Linked DNA regions of Homo sapiens: region 2 is linked to region 1. Evidence: read pairs that join two places in POLR2A ChIA-PET (ENCODE). Cell type or tissue: HepG2. All regions are shown on one strand. Links, peaks and the distances in the headings refer to the core of each region. The heading gives the core; the rest is flanking DNA.

Region 1 (5,368 bases), core at 320-5,319:
CTGTGACAAAGGACAGGATGATCAGGGAAATTGCAGAGAACAAGGGCGAGGATGGAAGCTTGAGGGGCGCCGAGGTGTGGAGGGGGTGTCGGTGGAAGAACCCTCAGGAGCTGGGCTGGGGCTGGGGCTGGGGCGCAGCTCGTCCCCGAGTCCATGGTGGTGACGCTCAGGAGGCGCTGGTTCCAGTGGGGAGGTTGGGGAAAGCACTTCCTGATGCCTTTGGGTGTGGAAAGTGGTGGGGGCAGCCAGGCTGGTTCAGTGCAAGGCCTGAGGTGAGGTTCAGGTGCGGCCCACGGGCTGTGGCAGGGACGCAGCACTCAGCAGGTGCCTCAGGGTTTGTTGGAGGTGAGGGGGTAGCAGAGCCCCTCACACAGGTCTAGGTTGCAGGTTCATGGCAGCTGGGTAGGGACGGGAAGCTCCAGTAAGATTCACCATGGGATTTTTCACCAGAAACTCCTAGAAGTTAGTTCTGTGTCGTGAGAATAAAAAAGTTAACATGTCTTTGGCTTCCCATCTGCTGGGGAGTGTGCCCAGTGGCACTGCGGAAACCCAGGCCGGACCTCACAATTGCAGGATGAGCCTCCTCCCTTCTATCCGGCAGGTGGCCTTCTCCAGGCATTGCCCTGCACCTCGAGGGGCAGCGGGGCTTAAGTCAAGCTCTGTAAATGCGGCACCCGACGTCTGAGGCCCGCCACGCTGCAGGTTCCCATCTCCAAAGCCCGTGGTGCTGGGCACGGCAGAGCCGTAGGCGGAGACAGGGAGCCGGGAGGAGCGTCAGATGCCTGTGGCCTCTTTACAGCTCTGTCCCCTGCCTTATCTCGCTGGCTCTGCCCTTGGTCATCAGGATGTGAGGCGGTGACGGACACTTCAGTGCTCTGACGCACTGTGGCCCCGGGGAAGCGTGGTGTCTGCAGCCTCCTGGGCCTTCCCTTCTGCCTGGCTTCCTCCTCCTCCACCCGTCCACCTGTGTGTCTGGGTCAGGCTGGCTTCTGCATCTCTGTGGACAGACCTCTCCCCGTGCTGCAGCTGTTTTCCTTGGGTTGAGCACTGAAAAGAGCCCCTTTGGGTTAGGAGGCAGGTGGACTTCCACTCACATGGAGGAGGAGCCTCCTCTGCCCGGAGGAGACGGTGCTGGGAGAAAATGTAGCTGCAGGTGGAGATTTTCTGATAACCAAGAGTGGATGTTGTCTGTTTACTGAGTGGAGGTTGGGGCCGGTGCCAGGGTTGTCCATCTCCCCTCTGTCCTGCATGGCATGGTGGCAGAGATACCACCATACTTCAGAGGCAGCAGCACCCTCGCCGGGTGCCGGATCTCCCAGGGTCCACCTGTGCTGCCCTGCCCTGGGGTATTTGGAGCTGAGTTCCAATTAAGCCAAGAAAAACAGATTGTTTTACTTAGAATTTAGAAATTCTCCTTTTTTTTTTTTTGAGATGGAGTCTCGCTCTGTCACCCAGGCTGGAGTGCAATGGTGTGATCTTGGCTCACTGCAACCCTGCCTCCTGGGTTCAAGCGATTCTCCTGCCTCAGCCTCCCGAGTAGCTGGAATTACGGGTATGTGCCACCGCACCTGGCTAATTTTTTTGGTATTTTTAGTAGAGATGGAGTTTCGCCATGTTGGCCAGGCTGGTCTCAAACTTCTGACCTTATGTGATCCGCCCGCCTCAGCCTCCCAAAGTGCTGGGATTACAGGCATGAGCCATTGCGCCCGGCCTAGAAATTCTCTTCATAAAACGTGTTTGAGATTGGCACAGGAAGTTTCAAACAGAATCAGGATTCACCATAAGAAGCAGATAAATACATTTGAGGCACCCAGGGTGAGTGATCTCAGCGGAATTCCCCTTTAAGCTTCCTAGTAGCGCGTGCAAAAAGGAAAACGTGTGGATCTAAGACTGTGCACAAACAAAAGCTGTTCTTCTGGGAGGAACCAATCCCTCAGCAATCACACTTGACTCCCTCGAAGGAAAGCTGGAAGGGGAGAGGGCGTCAGGATGCAGGTCCCGGTGTCTCTGTGCAGCTCATCCTCCTTCAGAGGCCGCTCTGCTTCTGTCCATCCCTCCAATTGCCAGTGGTGTCAGCATTTGGGGCCGTGATCAGATGGAGGAAGACTGGCAAGCAGTCACCCCCGACAGGACTCTCTGGCTCAGCCTCCCCAGGAATATGCTGCTCCCCAGGCACAGCGGAAGACCTGCTGCGTTTCATCTTCCGGCTGCCTGTTTAAAGCAAGGGAGGCCATGCCCCCAGCGGGGTCCCTTGTGCCTGGACCCAAGGCAAGAATAGCTCAGGCTTGTTCCTTTTTCCTCAAGTTCCTCTCGGGCGGGCACGGTGTGTCGCCTGGACCTGCATGTAAACATCAGGGCGGAGCAGGAATCGGCCTCCAGGAGGGTAATTGCCTGGCGTACTCTGTCCCAGGTAGTGGGTGAAATGAAAGTAAAAAGCCAGCTGGTCCCTCATGCAGATTTTAGGGGACAAAGTTCAGCATAGAAAGGTCCTGTTACAAGGAGAGGGTTGTGGCGAGCCCAGGGCAGCGCGCGTCCTCCCCGGCAGCTGATCCTCGCCATGGGGGACGGAAAGGCTGTCCGGATTTCCGTGGCGGAAATGAAAAGCTACTACCTGTATTCTGAGTGGTGCTCCTGGCTGCTGTCCGTGGCTGAGGGTGAGTCTCCTCGTCCCCTGTGAGTCCCTCGCAGGTGGTGTGCTCGGAGCAGTCGAGGCGGCCTCTGGGTGAGGCAGCATGGAGGTGCCCTCTGTGGATGCCCCGTGCTCCACAGGGCAGTCTGTGTCCCCTGTGGAATTTGCAGTAGCTCAGGGAGTGGGGATGAGAAGCAAATGAGCTTTTCACCCTAAAGTTATCATCTGATCCTAATTTATGTCACAGTTACCAAAAGCAAATAACCTCCTTTTGTCTGGCAAGCCTGAGCCTCACAAACTGTGCAAACAGCTGGGGGCTCAGCCTGCACCAGGCTGCCCCGCGTCTTGAGAGCTCTGATGTCCCGGGGCCATGGCTGCAGGTGCAGGACAGAGACAAGGCCGTGACCGAACACTTTGCTGGTCCCCTTGACCATGGGACACCCGGTGACGTGCCTGAGGATCGGCCCCGGCACACCGAAGCCCGGTTTATGCAGAGCTTCCCACGGTCAGCCGTGCAGGGAGCTGTGAGCCCCGGCCACTCTTCCTCTTCCCGTCCCGTGGTCAGTGAGCCCCCAGGGCCGTGCGTGGGGCTGAGCAGGTCTCCTGCCTCAGAAGGCATTTCCTTCATTCCACCTCGAAATCCAGAAAATGCCCTGGAACAAGGGCTCGCCCCTTCACTGGCTGAATGCCATCTGTGTGTCTGCCTGGCATGACCTGCGGTCGGGGTCTGATCCTGCCTGTGAAGACACAGTCTCTGTGAGGATGGGGCCGCGGCCGGATGCCATGTGGCGCTTTCCCGGGGCCCAGAGTGCTGAGTCCTTGTCCTCAGAGTTGCAGCTTTGCTGTTTATAAAACTGCATCCACTCTCTTCTGAACTCACCCGTTCTGCAGATGAGGAGAGTCAGGAAGTCACGGAGAGAAATGCGCATCACAGGGTTGTCAGAGCGTCCCACGAACGGTGTGGGAGGACACAGCAGTAGACGTCAGCACCACCACCGCCCCATTCACACCTGGGCTTCCCCCAAACCTCCCACCTCCCCACGGTCCCACTGCCCTCGGAGGACCCACCGCACAGGGGTGTTTAAGACAGTGGCGGTGCTCCCGGGAGACCACGGGGTGTCTCTGAGGACAGGCGGTCCCCTGGGCCCCCTGGTTAGGACAGAAACGCAAGAGCCACGCAAACCTCTCTGTGACACTGGGGACCCCCTGAGGGAGGGAAGCCCCATCGGAGGGTCTGCTGGGCGGGCCTGCCTGCCTGTGGGTGGACACTGGGCCGAGGGTGCCAACCCTGCCCACGGGGCCTCAGTCCTGCAGCCGGGTCTGCACTGCGCCCTCACTCCCCTGCCTGCCTCACAGACCGTGGGGGCTCCCCCAACAGTGGCGCGTACGCTGCACTCTGCCAGGGCCGTCTAGGGTTCTCTCAGGACTGTGGGGATGCCTCAAGGGTGGCAGGAGCCACTTTTGGCCAATATGCAGTTAGATTTGATAAGAAAACAAGCTGGCGTCCTGCCCAAGGCTCCGGGGAGGTTTCAGGTGGGACTCGGAGCCAGTGTCGGAGCTGGAGCACATGAGGTCGCGGGGCCACAGCCACCCTGGGCTGCCGCATTTCCATCTCGGTGGGTCCTTTTACACAGATGGCACCCGGTGAACTCACTCAGTGGAGCTGCCTTTCCCTGAAGCCATTCCTTCACCCGGCTGCAGGGCCGCAGACAGCACGGGCCGCAGGGTCTCTGCAGCTTGTTCAGGTTCAGATTGGATGGGGTCCCAGAAGGCATCTCCCTCCACCTGCCCCTTCCAGCGCTTTCCCGAAACGCTGTTGTCTGCAGCCACGCAGAGGGTGGCGTGCGCCTGGAGCACACCTTGTGGACGCAGCCCAGGGCTCGTTGTCTGCCCCCTGATCCACCCAGCACAAGGTCAGCACCAGCACCCATTGGTCTTTTTCCTCTCTTGCTTTTCACTCACTGCTCACACTCCCTTCCTCAGACAAATTAAAACCAAGTCGGAGAGGCCCAGCAGGGGAAGCAGAGTTGGCCTTCTGCAGCCGCACAGTTGAGTCCTGGAGTTCAGAGATTTTAGCTGCTCTGCCCAAAACGGTCTGGCAGACTAAGGAGGAGGCCGGGTGTGAGGTCTCGGCCTGCGCTGCATGCAACGTTTTCACTTCCATGGTAGTGGCAGAGGAAAGGGAAGTCCTCCATACTGTGGCTTGCTGGTCTTTGCACGGTGGTGAGAGGGTTGGGCGTTGGGCTCCCTCGCCCCCATCCGGCCTCTCATCCCTGTCCAGGGCCTGGAAGGGGCCAGTGTGTGTCTGGAAAGTGTGAAGTCTGGCAGGGGTGTGGGAAGTACCCATGAGCACCATCGCTGTGGGCGGACAGTGATGGGATTGTCCCCCTCGTCACAGCGGACCTGTGAGAAATGACCAGAACTGACCCTGCCCAGCCCACAAGGGGACAGCCTCATCCAAGCAACACACACCCATTGTCACAGTTACTTGGAATCCTGCTCTATATTTTTGTTCTTCAGAGAAGGGGAAAAGGGCTGGGCATCAGAAGATTGCTCTGAATAAACAGTGTGTTTAGAAGAGAGTCACAGGGTCAGGCTGCGGGGCGAGGAGGCCTCCTTCTGGAGGTGCACATGCCACTCGTCTTGGGGCTGAGACCAGGAGTTTGCACCGATTCAGAGGGAAGTCGACGGCATCTGTGGCAGCGCACATGTACACACCGTGTGTGGTGGTGCAGCTGC
Region 2 (5,368 bases), core at 255-5,254, 57 kb before region 1:
CACAGCGGAGTGCACTATGGCCTGGTCTATATACACAGCGGAGTGCTGCATGGCCTGGTCTACGTACACAGCGGAGTGCAGTACGGCCTGGTCTACATACACAACGGAGTGCTGCACGGCCTGGTCTACATACACAGTGGAGTGCAGTACGGCCTGGTCTACATATACAGCGGAGTGCAGTACGGCCTGGTTTCTATACACAGCGGAGTACTGTACGGCCTGGTCTATATACACAGCGGAGTGCTGCACGGCCTGGTCTACATGCACAGCGGAGTACTGTACGGCCTGGTCTACATGCACAGGGGGGTGCTGTGCCACCTGGTCGATATGCACAGCAGAGTGCTGTGTGGCTTCATCTATATACACACAGTGGAGTGCTGTATAGCCTTGGAAAAGGATGAAACCGTATCATTTGTGACAACATATATGAACCCAAAGGACATTCTGTTAAGTGAAATAAGCCAGGCACAAAAAGACAAATCCTGCATGTTCTCACTTACATGTGTACTCGCAGAAAGGGGAACTCATAGGAGCAGAGTGGCGGTCGCCTGGGGCAGGGGGCGGGGTGGGATGTGCTGGGAAGATGTTGGTCAGGGATTATTGTACAGTATGGTGACTATAATGAATTTCTGAAATTGCTAAGAGTAGATTTAAGTGTTCCCACCACTAAGAAATAAGCATATGAGTTAAGACATGTGCTAATTAGCTCGATTTAGCCTTTCCACTGTGCATACATACTTCAGACCATCATGTAGTGTGCTATAAATACAGTTTTTGTCAATTTAAAAGAAAAAAGATGCTAAATCACACTTACAGAGAAATATGAATTAAAAGCACACTGGCATACTGCCTCTTGCTAATCAGAAGTTTAGCTGGAGAAGTGGGGAGGGCTGAACTCTCCCGTGGCATGGCTGCGGCAAATGGCATGACCTCATCATGTGAACTTGGCAGTATCTAGCGAGGTCATAGACACGTTTGCCCTTTGACCAGCAATTCCACTTCTAGGAATCTGTCCCAAAAGTACTCTGGCAGAAATAGAGTTATTTGCAATTTTTTAATAGTCTTCTAGTCTTGATGTTGAACTGGAAGCATCTGTATAAGTCCAGTGTCTTTTATCGTAAAATACATGGTTTCTAGACCTGTCCATGGAAAAAACTGAACACAGAGAGCCCAGTTGTGGTCTCCTCATGTCATTCCCACTGAGAAGATCTGGAGGTCTTTGGATAAATGACCGGGTCTGGGGAAAAATGTTTCCAACGAGCCTACAACATCTTGTTCTACCAGCAAGTGCAAGACTAAAAGGTAATGAATGACTCTTTATAAAACATCAACACAATACAGTCAATTCCACAGCCTCTGATCAGGAAGCTGCTGGCATCACAGAAGGCGAGTTGGACATTAGCACCTCCCTTGGTGAACTGCTCTTGCCAAAAAAGTAAAAGTAAAAGCTGAACCAGAATCTGACCAGGCACCTAGATGTAACTGTCAATTTATAGGAAATACCGGGGACAGAGGCACATGATAAACACCTCCAAGGGGGCGTAATCGACAAAACCCACCTCATGTGAAGCTCTACATGACAAATGACCTGGTTTCTCCAACAACAACAACAAAAATACAAAGAAAAGAGAATCAGCAAGAAAACCTGTCTATCAAAAGAGACTCAGGAAATAGCAGCCAATTGCAGGCTATGGACTGGATAAGATTTTGATCCTAGTTCAAACAAAATGTGTCTAGAAAACACAGAGAAAAATAACAGGAGAAACGTTAACACTGGCTAGATATTTAATTCTGAATAATTATTAATTGTATTGTGGCTGTGGAATTGATTGTATTGTGTTTATGTGTATAAAAAGTCATTACCTTTTAGGAATGTTTACTGAACTCTGCACGTGTTAACAGTTCTGTGCTGTCTGGGGTTTGCCTTGGATTGATGGTGGTGGGCAGCCGTTGCTGGGGATGCGGGTGAAACGCGGCCGGCCGTGCACCAACGTTGTTGCAGTCATTGCACCGTTTCTGATGTTTTTGCACTCGTTTGAAATTTCTATGATTTAAAGAAAACTTTTTATAATGTAAGTTGCATGGCAGACACTGCCCTACCTGCTTGATTCCTCAGTCTTCTAAGCACTGCTGTGGTCTTTTTTCCTCACAGTCATAATTAATTCTCTGCGTGAATGTGCCTCGTTATAATCCTTGGAAATGTGCACAGAGCCTATTTCTGTCTAGCCATGCCAGCCGTTACTGTACTTGCAAAGATGCTATCTAAATGGAAAGGAACTATGTCCATATCTTTCAAATAAATATGGTGCTTTTTTCCTCCCTTCACCCCCAAAAAAGTCATGATGACTGTCTACTCCTAGTATTTGTTTTATAGGAGCATTGGCATCGCTAGTGTCTGTGAATAGCTGGAGTGTGCACTCTGAAACTTTACTTTGCCTGTTGTATGGGACACACACAGGACTAAGAGACACATGTAAAACGCATGTGGTCTTGGCACGGGGAAAGGACCATATGTTTTTTAAAAACAGTCTCCAGCAGCTCTGACGCTTCCCTGCAGGGGAGAGGGATGTGCGTGCTCCTCAGACCCTCCTTGAGAGGACTTCCCGGCCGAGGGCCTTTTCTGGCCACATACATGGATGGAGGTCTGCGCCTCCTCCCAGCTGACAGTCTGTGGCATCTGCAGTGGGGCTGTCTGTGGCTGGCACCTGTGGACACAGAACCAGGAGACACAAGCCAGCCTTTACTGGAGCATGTTAGAGCCAGGACGTGCCTCTCACCTGAGCTACTCAGCGTGCAGATGACAAACAGAGGTTCAGAGTCCTCCTGGCTGTGTCTTCTGGGGCCTCCCAGCGGGGAGGGAGTGGCACTCGGTGTTTCCACATCCCTTTCTCCTGCCTGCACAGGGAGCTCCAGCTGTTGGCTCATTTTGCCTTTTCCTGCCATGGAGAAATCAGGGACTTACCTGATCAGTTTTATATTGGTTCCATAAATGGCCACTGGGTCTCCCTCTTCAAAGGGGTGTTTGCTCTTTATTCCTGGATTCGTGGTTGTCCTTAATGTGAATCTCTTTCCCCGATTCCTGCGCGGCTGCAGCAACGCTGCGGTTTGTTCAACTTCGTGGCTGCAGGACGCTGTCAGCAGTTTGGTCTTCTTGGCACACTGCCACTTATAGGCCAGGAAATGGGATAAAGCCATTTATCTTTTATCGGGATGGGAGCCTGCCCTTTCCGCCTTCTCTTAAATGCATTAGTAAAACCACTTGGGAAAAACAACAGGGAGTTCATTTGAAACTCATTTCCAGGTTAACTCTTCACACTCCTGATGAAATCTGTGAAGTGCATGGAGTCTGCCCCTGCCCTCAGGCCCCTCCACAGCAGGTGTCAGAATCACCAGGTGGGTGGAGCTCCAGACCCTGGCCCCTTACCGCTGGCCACAGCATCCTGAGCACCCTGCCCAGAACCTCCGGCCTCGGGTTCCTCTTCTGCAGAAAGCAGATGATGACGCCTGCATCACGGACTGCATGGTCGGGATGGCGGAGTGACCACAGGCTCGGGAAGTGACTTGGGACGGTCACTGTGGCTGAGTTAGCAGTTGGCTGCTTGTTGTTTTCTTCCGTTTGTGGCGATCCTTTCTTTCCCAGATGACCCCTGTTTTGTGACGTTCATTCTTCCCATTTGTCATTGAAAGCCGTTGCTGGGATAACGCTCTAATAAAAACCAGTGCCAGAAAAGATGCTCAGAATCATTTGTCATTAGAGAGTTACATATGCCCCTACACACCTGTTAGAGCATCGGCTTCCACAAAACCTCACAACGCCTGGTACTGGCGAGGACACAGGGCATGGGGAGCTCTCGTTCACTGGGATGGAGCGGAGGGAGTGGGGAAGACAGTATGGCCGTTACTTCCAAAGCTAAATGCACTCTTACCATACAGTCCAGTGATCTTGCTTCTTGGTGTTTACCCAAACTAGTTGAAAACATGTCCATACAAAAACCTGCACATAAGTGTTTATAGGAGCTTTATTCACAAGCACTAAAACCTGGAAGCAACCAGTATGTCATTCAGTAGATGAATAAACAAACTGTGGTCCATGCAGATGATGGAATATTACTCAGCAGTGAAAAGAAATGGGCTAAGTCATGAAGAGACATAGAGGAAACTTAGATGCTTATTGCCAAGAGGAAGAAGCCAATCTGAAAAGGCCACAGACTGTATGATTCCAACTCTGTGATATTCTGGAAAAGGCAAAACTATGGAGACAGTGACAAAATCCATAGTTGCTGAGAGGAGAGAGGGGTGAGTAGGTGGAGCTCTGGGGATTTTAGGGCAGTGAAACTACTGTATATGATATCATGTATTTGTCAAAACCCATACAGATGCACAGCACAGAGTAAATCTTAATACCTGCAAATTTAAAAATTATTTAGGACATGCCTATAATCCCAGCACTGTGGGAGGCTGAGGAGGGCAGATCACTTGAGGTCAGGAGTTCGAGACCAGCCTGGCCAACATGGTGAAGCCCCATCTCTACTAAAAATACAAAAATTAGCCAGGCATGGTGGAGCGTGCCTGTAATCCCAGCTACTCAGGAGGCTGAGGCAAGAGAATTGCTTGAACCCAGGAGGCAGGGGTTGGAGTGAGCCAAGATCACGCCATTGCACTCCAGCCTGGGTGACAGAGTGAGACTCCGTCTCAAATAAATAAATAAATAGTAAAAATCATTTCGGAGGTCAGAGGGGTCCCCGGAAGGAATGCAGGAACCAGGAGACACAAGCCAGCTTTACTGGAGCGTGTTAGAGCCAGGACGCGCCTCTCACCTGAGCGGTTCAGCGTGCAGATGACAAACAGAGGTTCAGAGTCCTGGCTGTGTCTTCTGGGGCCTCCCAGTGGGGAGGGAGTGGCACTCTGTGTTTCCACATCCCTTTCTCCTGCCTGCACAGGAGGCAGAGAGCCAACCTGTGCTGAAGATGCATGAAACCGCCTCACGGAAGAAGAGGAACAGGGTGCTGACCTGCGTGACTCTGGGCAGGAGTGGGGTCTGTGAGACTAGAGGCAAAAGAAGCCACACAAACGCCCCAGGCTCCACTTAATTACGTCGTTTCCCGTAGATACAGGTCGGCAGTGCTGACGCTGCTCTGCCGGAAGCTGAAACTGAGCGATTAGGTGAGCAGCTGTCTGCGGATGGGAGCTGCTTTCTCACTGTTCCAGGAGAGGCTACACCCGTGTTGTAACAGAGCAGGTGTGCGGCGTCAGTGTGAACTGACGCTTAGCTTAGTGCAGATACAGGTGGCGACATACAGAAATACTGTGCACATCCCATAGCACACGCCTGCCTCTCCTCACCTTGACAGCTGAGAGGGCCTGGAAG

What was found. ChIA-PET counts read pairs that join two places held together with the same protein. Peaks named below come from ENCODE experiments on the same cell type or tissue, not always from the same donor. Only the 100,000 strongest peaks of a DNase experiment are listed, where the experiment ranks them.
Region 2: POLR2A ChIA-PET joins it to region 1 with 5 read pairs; 1 of 35 experiments calls an interaction of 5 or more read pairs at or near these places.

Annotation. Positions count from the first base shown.
Region 1 is chr13:112,982,826-112,988,193 of GRCh38, forward strand. The region is part of intron 1 of MCF2L (MCF.2 cell line derived transforming sequence like); the gene reads left to right. Among named protein-coding and RNA genes, the nearest start is that of MCF2L, 16 kb to the left of the region's middle. RefSeq lists an enhancer at 2,704-3,701. In HepG2, for the core only: no CTCF peak of the experiment used is centred there; DNase peaks (open chromatin) are centred at 816 and 2,446; H3K4me3 peaks cover 1,494 bases.
Region 2 is chr13:112,926,243-112,931,610 of GRCh38, forward strand. LOC124903214 (a long non-coding RNA gene) reads right to left here and starts at 5,110. Exons shown (of 2, transcript XR_007063877.1): 1 at 4,818-5,110; 2 at 1-3,706. It also overlaps a transcript of MCF2L not described here. RefSeq lists an enhancer at 3,099-3,941. In HepG2, for the core only: a CTCF peak has its summit at 4,887; DNase peaks (open chromatin) are centred at 2,839 and 4,859; H3K4me3 peaks cover 1,325 bases.